2 separate regions of the Homo sapiens genome follow, and region 2 is linked to region 1. Evidence: read pairs that join two places in POLR2A ChIA-PET (ENCODE). Cell type or tissue: OCI-LY7. All regions are shown on one strand. Links, peaks and the distances in the headings refer to the core of each region. The heading gives the core; the rest is flanking DNA.

Region 1 (10,688 bases), core at 1-8,000:
AAGACTCAGGCCTCCTGCTGGACCATGTGGCTCCCCCGCGTACACTGGCCTCAGCAGGAGACTTCCCCCAAACCCTGGGCCTACGAAGTCCTCTGCAGAGCCATCAGGCCGCCTGCCTCTCCCGGGACTCTGCAGTGAGCAGCCCTCAAGAACCTCAGCTGGAAGCAGGACAGGCAGGTGCACCCGCTCACCTGCCAGGCCAGGCTGAGCTCCTCCAGGCTGCGGGCCATAGAGCCATCCGGCAACATCAGCTCATTGCCTGCTTCATTGTCATTGGTGCCCAGAAGGCCAGCGGATATGCCTGTGGGGAAGAGGGAAGCGGAGGCCGGCCGTAAGACCCTGTGATCCTCCCCCAGCCCCAGCCCTGCTGCCTCAGGACCTGTGTGTGAGATGAGCCTGAAGCACACAGAGGAGCAGTAGAGTCCCACCACCTCCACCCCGGACTCCTGGAGCCCAGGCCCTGGCTGTAAACCCTCATCAGAGGAGGAAGAGAAAGCACAGGGGCTCAGGGACAGCATGTGTATCCCCCGTCCCCTCCCCATGTCCTCAGCTCAAGTGGCTGGAATCCAGGCCCTTCCTTTGTGTTCCTTGGCAGAGGGACGACAGAAGGGCCAACTCCACACTGGAGCCGCGTGTCCCACGGATGGGACAGAAAGCCCTGGGCCTCTGTGCGGTCATCTGGACATGGGGTCAATGGCATGAGGCTAGATGAGGAGTTGAGGGCACACGCGCTGCCATGCTAGAGACGAGGCCGGCAGAGGCTCTGCATGCACGGTAGCCCCCTGCCGCCCTGGAAGCTTAAAGGGGTGCATCCCAAAGAGTCCGCTGTAGGTGGGGCCAACCCTCCTGGGGCCCAGACCCACCGTGCTGCCAGAGGCCCAGAGTCAGGCTGCAGAGGCCGGTGGGCACGTCACAGGAGACAGACACCCCGTCCTCGCTGGCCAGCTCAATCCTGGAGACGTCCTTCCTTGTCGTGGCAGGATGCAGCTTGAGGTCCGGACAACTGTCCCCCGGCAGGGAGGAGTTGTACAGCCTGTAGGCCTGTGGGCCAGAGGGGGCTGGGCAGGAGGTCTGACCCACAGCCAGGTGACAAGCTTGAAAGTGCCATCCCCCCAGGCGACCTGCCATGGGCACAGGTCTCCAGGGGAGGCTCAGTCCTACAGGCTGCCATGCCTCTCCTGCTCACCTGCAGACTGGGGTAGAGGATGAGGGTCTTGTGGTTAAGTTCCACGAACAGGGCTGTGAGCCCCGAGCCTGTCCGACTCAGCGTCAGCGAGAATGTGTTGTGAGCAAAGTCCTGGGCCAGGAGGATGCTGCCGCACTGGGTGCTGAGGTCCCATACCCGGCCGTCGAAGGTCACCACGTGCTGGGCCCCAGCCACCAGGGCATGGTCTGGGTAGAAGCAGCCCAAAGGCAGGGTGAGCGGGGCCAGCTCCACCCACCGCAGTAGGAGCCCAATGCCTGCTGGGTGCCCCGGATGCCTAGAGCTTTGGCTTAGCCTGCCCTGAGGCCTGGATTCCCCCTCCCCTGGCGCAGCAGCCAGAGGCCCAGGGATCCCCCACCGGCTTCAAGATGACATGAGCTGAAGGTCTACTGGCAATTCAGCCCTAACAAGGAAAGGAGTCCTGAGACCTGCTACAAAAATACTGTGCTAAGTAAAAAAGCCTGGCTCAAATGCCACAGGGTCTATGCTTCTGTTTACATAAAATGTCCAGAGCAGGCACAGCCATGGACAGAAGGCAGATTGGTGGCTGCAGGGTTTCAGTTTGGGGTGATGAAAATGTTTTAAAATCGACTGTGGTGATGCAGGCACAACTCTGAATAAATTAGAAGCCACTGAATCGTACACTTAAAATTCACACATCGGCCAGGCACGGCGGCGCTAAAAGCCATCCCAGCACTTTGGGGGACTGAGGCAGGAGGATCACTTGAGCCCAGAAGGTCAAAGCTATGGTGAGCTGAGATGGCGCCACTGCACTCCAGCCAGGACAACAGAGTGAGACCTAGTCTCAAAAAAAAATGTCACACATACAAGTCATCCATTTAATCTCAATGAAGCTGCTGGCGGGGATGGGGGGAAACATTCACTATGTAAGTGGATAGCCAACAGGTCCCTCAAACACAAGACTGGTGTCCTGCAGACCTACCCTCTTCAGGGTAGGGAACAGATGGCCTGAGAAGGAGGTCTGACCAGTCTAGCCAGTGCGGCCCCTGAGCTGTGGCTTGGGGGTGGGGGTGCCCTTGCCCGTGGCCAGGAAGCACCATCTATGGTGCACAGCCAGGCACCTGTCGGCCAGTCCCAGCATCCTGAGGGAGGCAGTACCAGCCCCGTGGGCAGCTGTCAGAACTGAGAGGCACAGAGAAGCCCACGGTCACACACATGGAACTTGAAGACCAGGCTGTTTTCTACAACACCAATGTGCTGCTTAGACATGACTGCGCCCACGCTTCTAGGGAGCCCTGGGCCTGGGTGTGAGTCCCACACACATAAAGCACTCCTTGCCAAGCCTGGGTACCGGGGTTCCCCCATAGACATGAGGGGCTCCCCCTGCATCAAGAACAGTACATGCCCATTACCCATATGAGCGAGCCACGTTGTTACCTACATTTCACGGTGGAGCAAATAGAGTCCCACAGGTTAGACTCACCTGGCCACACAGCATTTCATGGTGGAGGAAACCGAGTCCCACAGAGGTTAGACTTGACTTGCCTGGCCACACAGCAAGCCTGAGCCACAAGCAAGCTCCCCAGCCCTTGGCTACAGGTCGCCTCTGACCGGCGAGTCTGAAGTCAGTCAGTTCTCTTCCAGCTGGATCTGGAGGGCTGCCGTCTTCTCCAGCAGTGCCCGCAGGGAGGGAGCTGGCCTGAAGCCCTAAACCACCCTCCTCACCCCTCTGCAGGGCCAAGACTTATATTCTGGACAAAAGCAGGATGTGTACCCTCAGCCCTAGTCCCATAGGACCTTGGGAAGTCCAGTAAGCTCTGGGCCTGGCACTGTGATGCTACTAGCCTATGGAGGCTTCCCTGTGCCCAGGAGGCAGGGGGCTCTCAGGGAGGAGGGCGGCACAGCCCGGGGCAGGACTCACATTCCCAGGGGCCCGCCAGCAGGCGGCGTCTGAGCCAGTAGTACTCAGCCAGCACGTTGGCCCCAGACAGCTCTCGGAGCGGCCGCAGCAGCTTCTCCTCCATGAGGTAGCTGGTCACCCGGGCCACGTCCAGGGGCTCGTCCCCCGCAGGCAACAGTGGCAGCATCACCACCACTGAGCGGTTCCTGCAGGGAATGCAGAGGACAAGTCACTGTGCCTGCCCGAGCCTTGCTTCCCTTGGCTGCAGAGGGGAGCTTCTAGGTCTGCAGGAAGAGCTCTGCAGTGGAGAGCATGAGGGTGCCTTTCAGGGAGGGGCTGTCCTTGTTTTGGGAAATCCCATCATGAGGTGGAGGAGGACAGAGGCCGGCATGACAACGGAGGTGGTAGATGATGGCTGGGGACAGAAACAAGCTGCCCCATTTTGAGGACACAGATGTCCGATGTCATGCCTACTCTGCTCCCCGGGTCTTGGGCAGCATGGGCTTATGTGTGGGGATGCCGAGGACAGGAGCTGGAAGGTCTAGGAAATTTTGTTTTTTAAGAATCTCATTCTGTCGCCCAGGCTGGAGTGTAGTGGCACAATCTCAACTCACTGCAACCTCTGCCTCCCGGGTTTGTTTCTCCTGCCTCAGCCTCCCAAGTAGCTGGGACTACCAGCGCCCACCGCAACACCCGGCTAATTTTTGTATTTTTAGTAGAGTTGGAGTTTCACCACATTGGCCAGGCTAGTCTCAAACTCCTGACTTCAACTGATCTGCCCACCTCGGCCTCCCAAAGTGCTGGGATTACAGGTGTGAGCCACTGTGCCTGGCCAACAGGTCTAGAAAATTTCTACAGTTTAGGGGAGGACTGGAACTTTCTCAGGATCTAGAGTAGGAGTCAAGCCTGTGAGATTTGAATGATCAGGGGGATGTCAGCTCACATGGGGGTATAGTGGGAAGACAAACATCTCATACCCTGTTGTTGATGGGCCAGTAGAGAGGGAGCAGGGGCAGGTGGCCTCACTTGCTTACTTCTAGGAACCCAGAGGCCCTGCAGCTGGAGGCAGGAAGCAGCCTCAACTCCCTCTCTGCCACCTGAATCCATGTTTTGGCACCCCCACCTAGCAGTGACAGGATCCCACTCACCAGGTAGGTGAGTAACCAGGCAGGTCATTCTTCAGCCAAGCCAAACCCCGCCCTGGGAGCTCTTCCCTTCATCAGCCTCCATTCTGACCGCAGGAAGGCAGGAGCAGGAACTTGTATCACAGGGAGTCTTTTCCCCATGATGTGGGTTTAGTCCCTATTTTATGGCTGGGGAAACTGAGGCACAGAGCACTGAGGCAGAGGAATCCTAGTTAGAGGCAGAGCCGGATTCCAGATGCTCTGTGAGGCCACCAGCATGGAAGAAGGAGCTGCCTCCCTGCTTGGAGCCCGGTTCCTGGTGGGCCTCGTGCCTGTGAGGGGGAGGATACTGGGTCCCCAGGTCTCTGCTCTAAACTGGGCTCCCCCCTTCTATCCACCACCCCCGTGTTCTCAACACAGGGGCCAAAAGGGTCTTTTAAAGTGAAAGGGCGATCACATCCTTCCTAGGTCAGAGCAGAAGCCAGAGACCAGCTGAGCCCCACCTACCCGCCTCCCCAGTCTTAGGAACTCCCAGTCACATCCACTCTCCCTTGCAGGCATTCTGCTCCAGCCCTGCTGGCTTGATATTCAAATAGACAGGGCTGGGCTTGGTGGCTCATGCCTATAATCCCAGCACTTTGAGAGGCCAAGTTGCTTGAGCTCAGGAGTCTGAGACCAGCCTGGCTAATATGGTGAAACCCCGTCTCTACTAAAAATACAAAAATTCGCTGGGCTTGGTGGCACATGCTTGTAATCCCAGCTACTTGAGAGGCTAAGGCAGGAGAATCCCTTGAACTTGGGAGGCAGAGGTTGCAGTGAGCTGAGATCACAGCATTGTACTCCAGCCTGGGCAACAAAGAACAAGACTCCATCTCAAAAACAAACAGGCCAGGCACATCCCTCTCCCAGGCCTTTGTGCAGTAGTGACCCCCACCTGGAGCGCTCTTACCACGCTGGCCCCGTGGCTCTTGCTGAAACTCTACCTTCTCCTCAAAGCCAGTCATGGCCACACCGTTTCATAGGATCCACCCCCCCATCTCACCGATGTTCCTTCTCTAGCATTTGCTACCTAACGTATAGCTCAGGGGTGGTAAATGGTGACCAGTGGGCCCCAGCCTGTGGCCAGCTTCTGCACGGCCTGCAAGTAAGAAGGGTTTTTGTGTGTTAAAAAGATTATTACAAAACAGGCCAGGTGCAGTGGCTCATGCCTCTAATCCCAACACTTTGGGAGGCCAAGGCAGGTGGATCACCTAAGGTCAGGAGTTTGAGACCAGCCTGGCCAACATGGCAGAACCCTGTCTCTACTAAAAATACAAAAAATTAGCTGGGTGGGATGGCACGCGCACCTGTAGTCCCAGCTACTAGGGAGGCTGAGGCAGGAGAATGACTTGAACTCAGGAAGTGAAGGTTTCAGTGAGCCAAGATTGCACCACTGTACTCTAGCCTGGGCAACAAGAGCAAAACTCCATCTCAAAAAAAAAAAAAAAAAAAAAAAAGATTACAAAACAAAAGCAAGGAAATGTGACAGAGCCGAATGGCCTGCTTAAGATGCGACTCTCAGGCCCTCTGCAGCGAGCTGTACCAGCCCCGGTGTAGATGACTTCCTTGTGCTTCGTGTCTGAGTAAAAGTGAGCTTCCTGAAGGCAGGGTCAGCCTCAGCCACTGCGCTCTCTGCAGCTCCTGAAATCCTGCCTACCCTCGGCCAGTGCTCACGAGGTATCTATGGAGTGAGGAAGAAAGCCCAGCTTCCTCATCTGTAAAACGAGGAGAGAAGAAGCCCCTGGGCAGGGTGGTCACAGGAGTCAGTGTGTCGGAAGGTGTCAAAGCATTCAGCACTGCACCTGGTATGTGGCAGGCACGCAGGATGCGCTACTCTCAAACCCCGAGTTACCTGGCCGACAGGCTGTACAGGTCCAGCAGTGGTTTGCAGAGCCTCTTCAGTGCCCGTGAGAACGTGGCCTCAGCCCAAGACAGCATCTGTTGGGCGGCCTGGAGAGGGAGGGGACAGTGAGAGCTGGCTCAGTCATCCTCACCTGCCAACTACGCCCCATCCTTGCTCACTCACCAGCTCCAGGGCTCCTTTCATGGCCCCCAGGGCCGCCCTGATGGGCCTTGGACCCCCTTTGCCTGGCATCCCGGGCACCCAGGCCTGCAGCCGCCGCATGGCCTCCTCTGCTCGCTCCCGCCACACCTCCTCCAGGGGCCGCAGTGTCACCTCCAGGTAGGCATCCTTCAGTGTGGCCAGGGGCCCTGCAACAGGCAGCCACCACCCACCATGAGACCTCAGGGCAGGTCAGAGAACCAGCCCTGCCCAGACACGCCAGGCCTCGAGGAGATAGGGCCTGTTCCTGGGATTAAGATGTGGGGAGCTGGGGGAACTGGAACAGAGCAGTGGCACTGGAGATTGCAGGGGAGTTGTCACAGCAGGCCTGAGCCGTCTCTGCAAGGCCTGCTTATAAGGTTGTCTGGGAACTTGGATTGGGGGAGGGTTCCCACCAGTCCTAGAATTGATATGAGGCTCCCTGCATCTGAACTGTTTGTACAAACGTGGTTTATGCCGGACCCCTGCTTGCTTCCTAGGAGTCTGACAGTGTGGTCCGTGCCAAGCAGCACCTGCCAGTGTGGCAGCCCCCAATAAAAACCCTGGGTGCTGAGTCTCCCAGGAGCTGCTCTGGTGACAGCTGGGACAGCTAAATGCATCCTGTGTGAAAGCGCTGGGACTGGGAGAGTACCCTGGGCACTGGCCCTGGTTCTCCCTAGACTCCGCCCCAGCCCCCTTCCCTGTGCTGACACTCCTGCATCCCCTCACTATAATAAATCACAGCTGTGAATAGCGCTGGGCGGAGTCCTGGCGCATTCCTCCTGATTCACTGCCCTGGGGGTGGTCACAGGAACACTCTGGCACAGCAGGGAGGATCGGGAGGTAACATTCAACAGCCAGTCAGAGGGATGCCCACCCTGGCGCTGGGCAGGGCCTTGGGGGCTCTGTGCTGTGCTGGGCATTAGCCCTGGATGGCGGAGAGGCCAGAGGTTCCCAGTCCTGCCACGAGGCTGGTTGGGGCAGCAGGTGTGAGCCTTTAATGACCACCTGGCCACATTGAGCTCATCGTGGAACCAGAAAGAGATGCTGTGGCAGTGAGCTTCACAGAAACAAGGCTGTATACTCAAAAGAAAGCAGGCGGGAGACTGAAAAAACCTAGGCAGCAGGCATAAGGGAGATGAGCTTGGAGACTCTGTAAAAATGACACAGCAGACCCAGAAAAAACAAAGGCTGTAGATCTATAACAAATAAGGCAGGGGGCTAAACACAGCTGGGCTACAGGCCCATGGGAAGCGAGGCCACATTTCTGATTGAAACAGTGCCACAGGCCAATGTGAGCGCTTAGGGCCCCGGTGGAGAGGGGGGACATTGATTTCCGCACAGGATTGAGCCCTCCCCCTCCCACACTTACATTCCAGCTCCTCCCGCAGCTGCTCCAGCCCCACCTGCAGCCACTCCAGGTAAAGAGGCAGGTGCTGGGTCAGTGCCTGGCTCCGGGCCCACAAAGTGGCTACTGCCCAACCACTCGCCTGCATGGCCTCCCGCCCCGCCTGGGACAGCTGCAGAAGGAGGCCTGCCACGCCGTCCAGGGTGCCTGCCGGCTGCACCTGGACAGGGAAACCGAGGCAGAATCAGGGTGAGGTCCAGGGCAGAGAGAGCCCCAGACCCTCCTGCCTGGTGAGTGGGGGCTACAAGCCAGGTCAGAGGGGGACCTCTCCAACCTGAGCCCCCACCCTCCCCTGCTGTGATACCCACCAATTGCTGGAACCTTCTCACAGAGGCACCCAAGCCTTGAACCTTCTCTTCCAGCCGGGCTTGCACCTGGGAGCCAACTGCTGCAATCCTGGACTGTGAGGACAGAGGAAGAGGCTGGGGCCTCGCAGGAATGAAGTAGACACAAGGTTCTCGGTGCCAGCAGCAGGTGTGGGCCTCACAATGGGGTTGTCTGCCCTGGTTTCTGGGCACAGCTGGACCCCAAGGGCTCGGGGCTCCTGGCACGGGGGCCTCTGCCCAGTGGGAGAACGGTAACCCCTTCCCTGTGTCCCAGCCCAGGCCCTCTCACCTCCACATGGCCCAGCAGGCCCCCCTGGCAGCCGCGCGCGGCCAGCAGGAGACTCTGGTTGGCAGCCTGCAGGGTCAGGCGTCCCAGCGGCTGGGAGGGCTGCCTGCCATCCCGGAACAGGACCTCCGCCTCGGCTGTCCGCCCATGGGCACATGCCCGCAGCACCACACTCTCCTCTCTGCCCCCTGGAGCCAGAAAGGGACCTGCTGGTGCCCCCACCATGTCTCTGGCTGCCCACTCCCCCTCCACCGCTTTCCGTAGCTCCCCACTGCCCCAGGCCAAGCCTCAAGGCCCTAGGATTTGAGAACCTTGAGCTGCACCACCTAGAGCAACCACCTGAGCCACCTGAAGCCCCCTCTTCTGTCCCCTCCCCCGACACGGCAGTCAGTTAGGGATGCCATAAGGCTTCAGGGGGTTTCCTGAGGTTTTTTTTTGAGACACCAAGGCAGGAGTACAGTGGCTGGATCACAGCTCACTCCCAGCAGCTGAGACCACAGGAACACATCACCCCCTACCCCACCAGGTTTTTTCGTTTTTGTTTTTGTTTTACTTTTTGAGACAGAGTCTCGCTCTGTCGCCTAGGCTGGTGTGTGGTGACACGATCTCGGCTCACTGCAAGCTCCGCTTCCCGGGTTCACGCCATTCTCCTGCCTCAGCCTCCTGAGTAGCTGGGAACTACAGGCACCCGCTACTGTGCCCGGCTACTTTTTTCTATTTTTAGTAGAGATGGGGTTTCACCGTGTTAGCCAGGATGGTCTCGATCTCCTGACCTTGTGATCCACCCACCTCGGCCTCCCAAAGTGCTGGGATTACAGGTGTGAGCCACCACGCCTGGCCACCCCCCCCCCTTTTTTTTAAGTAGAGACGGGGTCTCACTATGTTGCCCAGGCTGGTCCTGAACTCCTGAGCTCAAGCAATTCACCCATCTCGGCCTCCCAAAGTGCTAGGATTACAGGTATGAGCCCCTGCACCCAGCCCCGACTTCTGAAATCTTAACGCCCAGACCCCCGTCCTTTCTTGAGCCAACAGGGGCCGTGGCCCAGCTAGCTGAGCTGGGACCCAGCTGCCACTCACCCTCCTCATGGGCCACAGAGGCCTGCAGACAGCTTGGGGCCCGGAACACAGACAGCCTCACTTTCTCCTCTCTGTTGTCCACGCTTCCCTCCAACCGGACCAGGCTTTGAGAAGTCGAGGTGGAGACACGGCCCAGTAGGCCAACCCGCTGAGCCTTGGAGCCACGAAGCTGGGAGGGGGAAGGCAGAGGCCTGAGTGGAGCCTGGCCCACCTGTCCCTGGTCTCTCCCCTGCCCGCCCCAGGCTCAGGAAGAGGCTGGCTGGGGAGGCTGCTGTTGGACCTGTAGGGAACCAAGGGAAGGCACAATGCCCACGCCCGATCTCCAGGGCACCAGGTTCCCCACGCCATATCCCTGTCTAAGGCTGCCAGTGCCCCATTACAGAAAGCACTTTTGAAAATACTCCGGGCCAGGATCAAGGGCTCACTCCTATAATCCCAGCACTTCAGGAGGCCAAGACGGGTGGATCGCTTGAGCCCAGGAGTTTCAGACTAGCCTGGACCACATGGCAAAAACCCTGTCTCTACCAAAAATACAAAACTTAGCCAGTCTCATGACAAATACTTTTTTTAATTTTTAAAAATACCCATCTAGGAGCCCAACCCAGCAGCAGCCGCCCACAGGGTGGCTTAGAGATGGCTGCTGCCCAGGCCCCACCCAGACACTCTGATTTAATTGGTGTTGGGGGCCCCGGGCCCTGGCATTTCTAACATCCCCAGTGCCCTGGTGTTTCTGCTACAGCCCAGGCTTTCCGAGTTTGCATGGGAACCACTGCAAAGGTCTAAGCAAGGAGACACGGGCACACCTGGCATAACACCCCAGGCACTGGGCAGCTTACCTAAGTCCCTGCAGGTGCCCAGCCTTGGGGGCACGGCAGGGACCAGGACAGGCGAGTCTAGAATGGGGTGGGAAAGAGGCTCAGAGGCCCCCAAGAGAACACAAGCCCGGAGGAGGCCCTGCAGGGGAGGGAGCCTCAGCTACCCTGTATTCTAGTCCAGACACTGCAGCTAACAAGCTGTGCACCCTTCAGTAAGGGTGTCACCCTCTCTGGGCCTCAGCTCCAAGATCTGTAAAATGATACAGAACAATGGTTCACAAAACTTAACAGGACTTAAGAGTGTGTGTGCGCGTGCACGTATGTCTGTTAAGGGTTGAATTTTGTTCCTCAGATAGGTTGAAGCCCTAACCTTCTATACCTGTGAACGTGGTGTTATTCGGAAATAGGTTTTTTGCAAAAGTAATCAAGTTGAGGCCATAGTGGATGAAGGTAGGCCACACACCCAATGAATGCTGTCCCTGTGAGAAGACCATGTGAAGATGCCAC
Region 2 (10,688 bases), core at 1,079-9,078, 390 kb after region 1:
TATTTTTCTTAAATTCATGGTTATATTTTACCGAGTATCCACAGTGAAAATTAAAAGCACTTCAGGTTGGGCACAGTGCCTCACAGCTGTAGTCCCAGCACTTTGGGAGGCCGAGGTGGGTGGATCACCTGAGGTCAGGAGTTCGAGACCAGCCTGGCCAACATGGTAAAAACCCCATCTCTACTAAAAATACAAAAATTAGCCAGGCGTGGTGGCGGGTGCCTATAATCCCAGCACTCGGGAGGCTGAAGCAGGAAAATCACTTGAACCCAGGAGACAGAGGATACAGTAAGCCGAGATTGTGCCACTGCATTACAGCCTGGGCAACAGAGTGACACTCCATCTCAAAAATTTAAAAAAGGTGGCCAGGCGTGGTGGCTCATGCCTGTAATCCCAGCACTTTGGGAGGCTGAGGCGGGCAGATCACCTGAGGTCAGGAGTTCGAGACCAGCCTGACCGACATGGAGACACCCCGTCTCTACTAAAAATACAAAATTAGCCAGGTGTGGTGGTACATGCCTGTAATCTCAGCTACTCGGGAAGCTGAGGCAGGAGAATCTCTTGAACCCGGGAGACGGAGGTTACGGTGAGCCAAGATTGTGCCATTGCACTCCAGCCTGGGCAACAAGAGTGAAACTCTTGTCTCAAAAAAAAAAAAAAAAGTTTTAAAAGGAAAAAAAGAAAAAAAAGCACTTCAAAAGCTTTTAAGCTTAAAAATGTGAAAATCTAGTGTGAATTCCTTTGAAGACTAATTACTATTTCTTGATTTAAAAAAACACTCGCCAGGCACGGTGGCTCACGCCTGTAATCCTAGCACTTTGGGAGGCTGAGGCGGGCAGATTGCCTGAATTCAGGAGATCGAGAACAGCCTGGGCAACACAGTGAAACCCCATCTCTAACAAAATACAAAAAATTTGCTGGGCACGGCGGCATGCGCCTGTAGTCCCAGCTACTCGGGAGGCCGAGGCAGGAAAATTGCTTGAACCCAGGAGGCGGAGGTTGCAGTGAGCCGAGATCGTGCCACTGCACTCCAGCCTGGGTGACAGAGCGAGACACTGTCTCAAAAAAAAAAAAAAAAAAAAAAACACTCGTAAGAGTGTTTTTTACCAAGAGTGTTTTACAAGATCAACTGGATCTTGACTAAGATGTTAACTGTGAACAGGGATACCTGAAAGACACACTGACCTGTGAAGACCTGTATCTTCCCTGGATGACTTTTTTATAAGCAGACACACCTTCAAAAGCCATACTCAAATGGGAATCATCAAGGACCAATAACTAAGAAACAAATTATTTCTTAAATCCCTAACCTTCTGTCCAAAGCTAATTTTTATTTTTTTATTTTATTTTATTTTTTGAGACGGAGTCTTGCTCTGTCGCCCAGGCTGGAGTGCAGTGGCACAATCTCGGCTCACTGCAAGCTTCGCCTCCTGGGTTCAAGCGATTCTCCTGCCTCAGCCTCCCGGGCAGCTGGGACTACATGCACACGCCACCATGCCCAGTTAATTTTTTTATTTTTAGTAGAGACGGGGTTTCACCATATTGGCCAGGCTGGTCTCAAACTCCTAACCTCATGATCCACCCACCTTGGCCTCCCAAAGTGCTGGGATTACAGGCGTGAGCCACCGTGCCCGGCCAATCCAAAGCTAATTTTTAAAAGCCTCAAGCCACTCCAAAAGCAGGTAATATGACTTTCTTAAAAACTTAAGAAATTGACTTTTTATTAATGTACTAAGTCATTGAAAAAATTCTTTTCACTCTAGAAACATCATTTTAAAAATTACAACTCACCATATTAGAATAGCAGGCAATACGATTTATATATAGTTTTTCAATTATTTCTTTGGGGATTAAAATTTCTTCAGATTTTGCATAATCAGCTATATTCAAGGCTTCCGTGTACTGGCTTATCGAGTTGTTCCAATCATGTTCCCGATAAACGTCATTTCCTTCATTAAAAAGATTTCTCACGAGAGCACGCAAATATACCTAAAAAAAAGAAAGTTACCACTTGAAGCCTTTTATCAAACAAGATATGGTATAAGTAAATTTTAATTTTTATACCTAAAACTTCACAGGAAACAATGTGACAGAACAGCAGCATTGCTCTAAGAAATTGTGAGATGCAGCCCAAGTCACTGCTATCTCAGCTAGGGATTGAATCTTGCTTGCTTTTTCAAGGGGAAATTCAATTTCTCACTATTAAGAAAAATGCAGCAAAGTACCTTATAAATATTTGTTCACATCTCCAATTCTGTGCCCGCTAGAGAAACCAAGTGGAAGCCCCAAGTCAAAGAGAATGAATAGTTTAAGGCTTTTGAGCAGTATTTCCAAATTGCCTTCCAAAAAGGCCATGATGAAAAATGTTTCTAGTGGTTTACTTTATAGCACCCATACACACTAGGTAGTGTGTGTGTGTGTACACGTGTGTGGGTACCCGTGCACATATATGTAAAATCTACCAATTTCTAGGTGGAAAATGGTATCGTTTTGTGTTTATTTATTTTTTTTAATGGTATCCTCTTTGTATGTGCATGTCTTTACCAGTGAAGTTGAACTATTCCACATTTTTACGGACCCCTTGTATTTCTTTTTCTGTAAATTGCTCAGGTCATTTACTGATTTGGGGGGAGGGGGATGTTAAACTTTTTTCTTATCAAGTAAGTATACACATTCTTTTAGCATGTATAAAAGTTTGTCATTTTCCTTCATTATTTCTATCACGCTTTAGTTTAGTTCTTTTTTTTCTTTTCTTTTTTTTTTTTGAGACAGAGTCTTACTCTGGCACCCAGGCTGGAGTGCAGTGGCACGATCTCGGCTCTCTGCGACTTCACCTCCTGAGTTCAAGTGATTCTCGTGTCTTAGCCTCCCGAGTAGCTGGGATTACAGGCACCTGCCACCACACTCGGCTAATTTTTGTATTTTTAGTAGAGACAGGGTTTCGCCATGTTGCCCAGGCTGGTCTCAAACTCCTGGTCTCAAGTGATCCGCCTGCTTCAGCCTCCGAAAATGCTGGGATTACAGGTGTGAGCCACCACGCCTGGCCATAATTTAGTATTTTAAAAGCTCTTTTTCATCACAAGATCAGAAAAATATTCAACTTGTTTTGTCTCATTTTATGAATTCCTGTCTAAGCTGATTAAATTATTTTAGCTGATTAAATTATTTTAGAAGACTGGACGGATCAACTATTAACAAAACTCGTGACATGCCACTTAACATCTTTAGACCCCAGGTCCACGTGCAAAATGAAACAACTGTTACAGTTTATTTCTGGCTCTAATACTTTTTTATTCCAAATCTGTTTGTAGAGAGCTAAGGAACAAGAGAGAAGAAAAGGGGAGGAGGGAGAGAGGCAGCAAGAAAGTGACATTTAGAAGCCTCAAAACCCTCAGAGGAAAAAAAACACAGGTGAACCAATAGTTAGTAGAGACAAGAGTCTGCAGTCAAAGTCCCAATAAACTGGGCTTTCTCCCTGTTCCTAAACAGCAGATCACTAGTTCTTCCCTCTTGGTATCCAGTCCCCCTTAGCTGCTGTCAGAACATCTCCTAACAGAAAAAAATGTTCCACACACTCTTTCTCAATAAATTCTGTCCCACTTATTTTCAATGACATGAGAAGTAATTTTCAAGTGGCTCAAAAGATAAATTAATTCAAAACCACCCTAATAGAGGAAAGAAAATACAGGGCAACTGTGCAAGTATGCAAAAAAAGAAAAAGAAAAAGAAAAAAAAAGTCCTATATAGAAGGGGTTGGCAAACTTTTTCTGCAAATGCCCAGACAGTACATGTTTTAGGCTCCATGGGCCATATGGTCTCTGTCAAAACTACCATATGTTGCAAAAGCAGCCACAGATAATACATAAACAAATGAGTGTGGCTGTGTTCCAATAAAGCTTTATTTGCAAAAAAATAAAATAAAATAAAATAAAATAAAAGGACAGCAGGCCAGATTGGGCCCACAAGGCCATCATTTGCCAACCCCTGCTACAAATTACAGTTCACAAGCCACTTGCAGAGCTTTCAAGCAGACCTTCCCGGAGTCATTACCGCATATTGCTCCTGTGTTCCTGGATATGACAGCGGTGACCTAAGAAGAAGAAACAAATTAACTGTAATTATCAAGCTCCTTATCGGGACCTGTTCAGCCAGAAGTCATCTTAAATCTGTGGTTCCATTAGCTTGCCACTGGTTCAAGGCATATTTCAAAGACTTCCTCCTCCTTTACTACCATTATTCACAGATGACTACAGTTATGGGAAAAAAAATACATATACATATATATATATATATATATATACTATTCCTTAGTATTTTTTAAGTACAACACTTTACTTTCAAACCTACTTCTATTTTTTAAAAACCCTAATTCTTCAACTGCCAAAAAAGAGGTTAAAAATAGTACAGAGCCACTAACAATATTTGATCCAATTTACTGCAGTATAGAGAGAATGTCTCCTTCCCAGGAAGGAACAAAGAGGCCCTTCTGCCCGGACATGTCCATCCAAACCACAGCTGTCTCATCATTGACATGCTTCAAGAAGTCCAATTAAACACTGAGCTTCTGAACAGACACGTCTGATCACAGAAGCCCTCTGTGCCGCCAGATGTTCATTTTCAGTCACTTTCCACTCAGCAGCACTGTTCATAGAACAAATTCAAATTTCTCAGTCTAACGTTTTGGGGGAGACTAACAATTGTAGCCCTAAAAGCCAGCAAAAGTAACACTTGCTTCCGAATGCAAGAATGTTCAAATGGACAAAAGAAAAAAATATTGCTAGAATATGGAGTTTCTAACCCAAATTAACTGGACCTATTAAACATGACTAAAGAGTTCTTCCTCTCCACAAAACATACATCCACACCAAAGAATTAGGACGCGGCAAGAACACAAGAACTCTGAAGCTCTTACTGTATAAACTGCAGTCCTTCCTTAATGTTCTGCTGCCTTTTTCTTCTCTCCTCGGACACATTGGACATGTTATCCCACACATCCACTTTCTAAATGAGCAATCTGGAAAGAAACAAGGCAAAAAAGCACATAAGGTACCAGGGTCCCTGGACTCCAATGAAAACACCCACAAATCCAGACCTTGTCACACAATCAGCTGTGGACACATCCATTTCTGACTTGACTCCAGGGTCCTGGACGGCAGGGACCGTACAGGAGTCATCTTTGTGGCTCCCCTGTGGTCCGGCACACCATAAGCACACCGTTTTCATATTCTTTTTTTTTTTTTTTTTTTTTTTTGAGACGGAGTCTCGCTCCATTGCCCAGGCTGGAGTGCAGTGGCGCGATCTCGCGATCTCGGCTCACTGCAAACTTCACCTCCAGGGTTCAAGCAATTCTCCTGTCTCAGCCTCCTGAGTGGCTGGGACTCAGATGCCTGCGACCACGCCTGGCTAATTTTTGTATTTTTAGGAGAGACAGGGTTTCACCTTACTGGTCAAGCTGGTCTCGAACTCGTGACCTCAAGTGATCCACCTACCTCGGCCTCCCAAAGTGTGGGATTATAGGTGTGAGCCACAGCGCCTGGCCAGTTTTCACATTCTTTAAGGCTGAATGGCTATGCAGACTTTGTATACCCCTCCTGAGCAGTCTCCAGGAAAAAGTCATGTCTCCCCTTCCTTTCCTCTTCCCTCCTTTGGCTTCAGGTTTTGTTTTTCCCTGTCTACACGCACGCATAAGCTGTCCCTAGAACAGTTCCAGCCTTGTTTTGCTTCTGGAAGCTCTCCAGAAATAAAAAGGTTTCACATCCGCTTGCCTCCGAGGGAGTCTGACTTCCTTGTAAGCCAAGTTTAAACCTTATACATATTTTGTCCCACAAACTTCCAAAATGATTATTGTTGATACAACAGATAAAATAATGATATAAAGTTACTTCCATTGGAATTTTCTGGATATTAAAATGTTATCCTCAATATAACACTTGCAAATGTCAACACATATCATTCTTTTGGGCCCCACCTCCACTAATCAACGTTCACCGAGCAGTTCCCCAAGTTCAAGGAGAGCCACAGAGAAGAGATCTGAGATAAAACATCATCTCCCAGTGGCCCAAACTAGAGTTCCTCAGGCTTGGCATTCTGGGCTAGCTAATTCCTTGTCTTGTGATTGCAGGACATTGGCAGTATTTCTGCCTCTACCCACTATGCCTGTAGCCCCTCACCCCAACCCCACTCACAACCAAAAGTGTCTCCAGATATCGTTAAATGTCAGGGTGGGGAAAGCACAATCAGCCCCAGTTGAGAACAACTGAGACCTAAAGTTAAGACAACATCTTACACATAAACCACGTATTTGGACCCAGGTGACAGGAAGGGAAATTCCACTCATGTTTGAAGTACATTGCTGAAATTTTTTAGTTTCATTATTGCTTGGCATTTACAGTTTTATTTTTAAATCTCATTTTTTTCAAAGTATAAGGGTGAGATGGGGGTTGGAATGTCCCAAATGCTGATAACTGGTGCTAAACCCTTTCTTCTTTGAAACACCGTCAGTTCTCAATATTTTTGTCCTATAAAGTTGGTACTTTACTGAAGTGTTTACATGGGAAAGGATATGACATAGGGGACTTGCTTTAAAATACTCCAGTAACAACAAAAAAGGGGGGGGCTGTGAGGTGGGGAGGAAACAGCAGAATGCTGATAACCAGGGGAGGGTGAGAAGTGCAGGGGATTCTTCAGTACTATTCTCTGGACTTTGTATGTGTTTGAAACATTACAAAATAAGAAGTTTAAGAAGTCCATGACACTAGAGTAAAATGGCACTATTTCTGGAATGTGCTTTTAAAACAGTTTAGCCAAAAGGGGGGTAGCTGGGTGGAAATAAAACAAGAATGCCAAAAATATGGATAATGGTTCCAGCTGGATGAGGGGCATGGAAGCTCATTCCACCCTTCTAGCTACTTGGACATGTTGGCCCATGTCCTTAATAGAAATGCTTTTTTAAAAAAATTTATATATTTTTTTAATTTATAAATGTTTTCTAAAAATTTATATGTACAAAATAATTTAAGGAAGCACTATTTGTAAAAGAAAAAGATTTTTTAAATTAACTCAGGCCACTCATGGTAGCTCACACCTGTAATCCCAGCACTTTGGGAGGCAAAGGCAGGAAGATCACTTGAGCCTAGGAGTTCAAGACCAACCTGGGCAACACAGGGAGACCCCCTATCTCTACAAAAAATTTTAAAAGAGGCCGGGCGCAGTGGCTCGCGCCTGTAATCCAGCACTTTGAGAGGCCGAGGCGAGTGGATCACCCAAGGTCAGGAGTTCCAGAGCAGCCTGACCAATATGGAGAAACCCCACCTCTACTGAAAATACAAAATTAGCTGGGCATGGTGGTGCATGCCTGTAATCCCAGCTATTTGGGAGGCTGAGGCAGGAGAATCACTTGAACCTGGGAGGCGGAGGTTGCAGTGAGCCAAGATCACGTCATTGCACTCCAGCCTGGGCAACAAGAGTGACACTCCATCTCAAAAAAAAAAAAAAAAAAAATTGGCAGGGCATGGTGGCTCATGCCTGTAATCCCAGCACTTTGGGAGGCTGAGGTGGGCAGATCACCTGAGGTCAGGAGTTCCAGACCAGCCTGGCCAACATGGGGAAACCCCATCTCTACTAAAAATACAGAATTAGCCGGGCGTGGTGGCACATGCCTATAATCCCAGCTACTACGGAGGCTGGGGCAGGAGAATCGCTTCAACCCGGGAGGCGGAGGTTGCAGTGAGCCGAGATGGTGCCACTGCACTCCAGCCTGAGCAACAAGAGTGAAATTCCATCTCAAAATAAATAAATAAACAAAAATAACAAAGATTAGCCAGGCATGGTGGCATGCACCTGTAGTCCCAGCTACTCAGGAGGCTGAGTTGGGAGGACTGATAGAGCCTGTGAGGTCGAGGTTGCAGTGAGCTACAATCATGCCAGTGCACTCCAGCCTGGGTGACAGAGTGAGACCTTGCCTCGAAAAAATAAAAAAAAAAGCAACCGGGTGTGGTGGTGCGTACCAGTAGTCCCAGCTACTCAGATGATGGAGGCAGGAGGATGGCTTGAACCCATGAGGTCAGGGCTGTAGTGAGCTACGATTGTGCCACTGCACTCCCGCCTGGGCAAGAGAGTGAGACCCTGTCTCAAAAATAATATTTTTTTAAAAAAACTAACCCAGTGTCTATCAAAAAGGAAATGCCTGAAGAAATTATAGGAAAAAAAAAAAAGATGAGGCATTTAAGTATCCATATGACCCATTTTGTTTTGTTTTGTTTTTTGAGACAGAGTCTCACTTGTCACGCAGGCTGGAGTGCAGTGGCACGATCTCTGCTCACTGCAACCTCCGCCTCCCGGCATCACACCATTCTCCTGCCTCAGCCTCCCGAGTAGCTGGGACTACAGGCGCCCGCCACCACGCCCGGCTACTTTTTTGTATTTTTAGTAGAGATAGGGTTTCACCGCGTTAGCCAGGATGGTCTCGATCTCCTGACCTCATGATCTGCTCACCTAGGCCTCCCAAAGTGCTGGGATTACAGGCGTGAGCCACCGCGCCTGGCCGTTTTGTGTTTTTTTAAAGTGACGGGTAGGTATATATATTGACATATGCTTGTGTAAACATAAAATAGTCCCAGATGGAATCATGGGAGACTACAGCAGTAGTAGAAGACTGAGGCTGGAAAAGGGGTAGGACGAGGTCTTTTCAATCTATGTGTTCAAAACTTTTGTTTTATTTGGAGCCACGTAAATGAATTACCTCTGTACAAAAATTAAACAAATTTTTAAAGTTTATGTATCCTCTGAGCCCTTCCTTGGAAAGATGACTTAAGGGACCACCGGGCTTTTGTTTGTTTTAGCTAAAACAGGGCAATTTACTTAGAGTTCGAACTTTAGAGTTCAGAGGAACCCAGAGTAGTATGCAGGATGCCAGAGCAGTCAGGCCAGAGGGAGGGAACAAAAGAAAAGGATGTCTGAAACCAGGACGATGGCCACACAGTTCAGTGAATGATGTACCTTTCTCTCAGCCTCTATCTAGCCAAGGTAGGGAATTGGTTTGAGGTTGACTCAAAAAGTTAATCTGCTGGCTAAGAATGGACTCCTGGGTAGTGATATCTGCCAAGTTTATAGCCTTAAAGCTATTTTCCCCAGAAAGTGTTAGAGAACCTTGAACCTCAACCTTATACACAAAAGGCGTGTGGCAAAGAGCTGACACCACAAGTAAGTGATTGAAAGGAAACGGAAAATGGATACAGACGTTTTTAATGCACAAAATACACCCCTTTAGCTGTTTATAGATCTAGGATCACAATATCAGGCAATATTTGAATATAATATGACAGAGTATTTCATGTTCAGTAGTTTTTTAAGTTTCCCCAAAAACTTTTATTTTGAAAGTTCTCAAACACACAGTAAAGTTAAAAACAATTATAATACTGTATGCCCAAACCCACAATTAATATTTTGTGAGATCACATCTGCCCATCTTTATCTATCTGCTCATCCTTCTGTTCATTCATCAGTCCGTCTTACTGTTTTAATAAATTTCAAAGTCAGCTGCAGATACCTAAACATCTCAGCACACACACAATTAAGTAGAGATCAATATTTGTTTACAGTTTTGTTTTTTAAGGTAAAACACGCAAATCTTAATGTGAGTTTTGACAAACTCATGTGACCCAGAGCCCTATCAGGATATAGATCAGCACCTTGGGAGGCCAAGGCAGGAGGATCATTTGAGCCCAGGAGTATGAAACCAGCCTGGGCAAGATGGAGAGACCCCATCTCTACAAAAAATTAAGCCAGGTGTGGTGGTACGTGCCTGTAGTCCTAGCTACTCAGGAGGCTAAGGCAAGAGGACTGATTAAGCCCAGGAGTTGGAGGCTGCAGTGAGCTGCTGACCGCGCCACTACAACCCAACCTGGGCAACAGAACAAGATCTTGTCTCTTAAATAAAGAAAAGATATAGACCATTAACTGTCACTCTACAAAGTTCCTTCATGCCCCTTCCCCAAACCACTACTGTAATTTCTTTTTTCCTCACCATTGATTAGTTTTACCTGTGAAATAATCTCCCCCCAACACACACCCCTTTGTGTGTGTGTTTTTGTTTTGTTTTGTTTTTGACACAAGGTCTTACCCTGTCATCCAGGCTAGAGTACAGTGGTGTGATCACAGCTCATTGCAACCTTAAACTTCCGGTCTCAAGCGATCCTCCCTCATCAGCCTCCTGAGTAGCTGAGACTACAAGTGTGCCACCATGCTCAGCTAATTTTTTTAATTTCACAGGGATTAAAAGCACAGGGACTGGCCAGGCACAGTGGCTCACGTCTGTAATCCCAGCACTTTGGGAGGCCGAGGCGGGCAGATCACCTGAGGTCAGGAGTTCGAGACCAGCCTGGCCAACGTGGTGAAACCCCGTCTCTACTAAAAATACAAACATTAGCCGGGCATGGTGGCAGGTGCCTGTAATCCCAGCTACTCGGAAGGCTGAGGCAGGAGAATCGTTTGAACCCAGGAGGCAGAGGTTGCACTGAGCCAAGATCGCGTCATTGCACTCCAGCCTGGGGGACAAGAGCAAGACTTCGTTTCCAAAGAAAAAAAAAAAAGCACAGGGATTACAGGTGTGAGCCCCCTCGTCCAGCCCCATACTCCTTTTTTTAAAGAAAGAAAAAGACGTTTAAAAATATACTATCTTATTTTTGGAT

What was found. ChIA-PET counts read pairs that join two places held together with the same protein. Peaks named below come from ENCODE experiments on the same cell type or tissue, not always from the same donor. Only the 100,000 strongest peaks of a DNase experiment are listed, where the experiment ranks them.
Region 2: POLR2A ChIA-PET joins it to region 1 with 15 read pairs; 6 of 35 experiments call an interaction of 5 or more read pairs at or near these places.

The regions. Positions count from the first base shown.
Region 1 is chr16:11,384,025-11,394,712 of GRCh38, forward strand. LOC400499 (putative uncharacterized protein LOC400499) reads right to left here. Exons shown (of 67, transcript NM_001370704.1): 55 at 9,367-9,535; 56 at 8,293-8,477; 57 at 7,986-8,078; 58 at 7,642-7,837; 59 at 6,255-6,439; 60 at 6,081-6,178; 61 at 3,087-3,271; 62 at 1,187-1,392; 63 at 864-1,041; 64 at 192-301. It also overlaps a transcript of LOC105371082 not described here. Among named protein-coding and RNA genes, the nearest start is that of RMI2, 44 kb to the left of the region's middle. RefSeq lists enhancers at 2,838-3,147, 2,923-3,805, 3,338-3,427, 5,843-6,597. In OCI-LY7, for the core only: a CTCF peak has its summit at 3,090 (motif pointing right); a DNase peak (open chromatin) is centred at 3,107.
Region 2 is chr16:11,777,375-11,788,062 of GRCh38, forward strand. ZC3H7A (zinc finger CCCH-type containing 7A) reads right to left here. Exons shown (of 23, transcript NM_014153.4): 2 at 4,913-5,014; 3 at 4,051-4,090; 4 at 1,792-1,989. The coding sequence starts at 4,980. Among named protein-coding and RNA genes, the nearest start is that of ZC3H7A, 15 kb to the right of the region's middle. RefSeq lists an enhancer at 6,304-6,363. In OCI-LY7, for the core only: no CTCF peak of the experiment used is centred there; DNase peaks (open chromatin) are centred at 4,557, 5,747, 5,997, 6,317 and 1 weaker place; H3K4me3 peaks cover 2,594 bases; H3K27ac peaks cover 3,820 bases.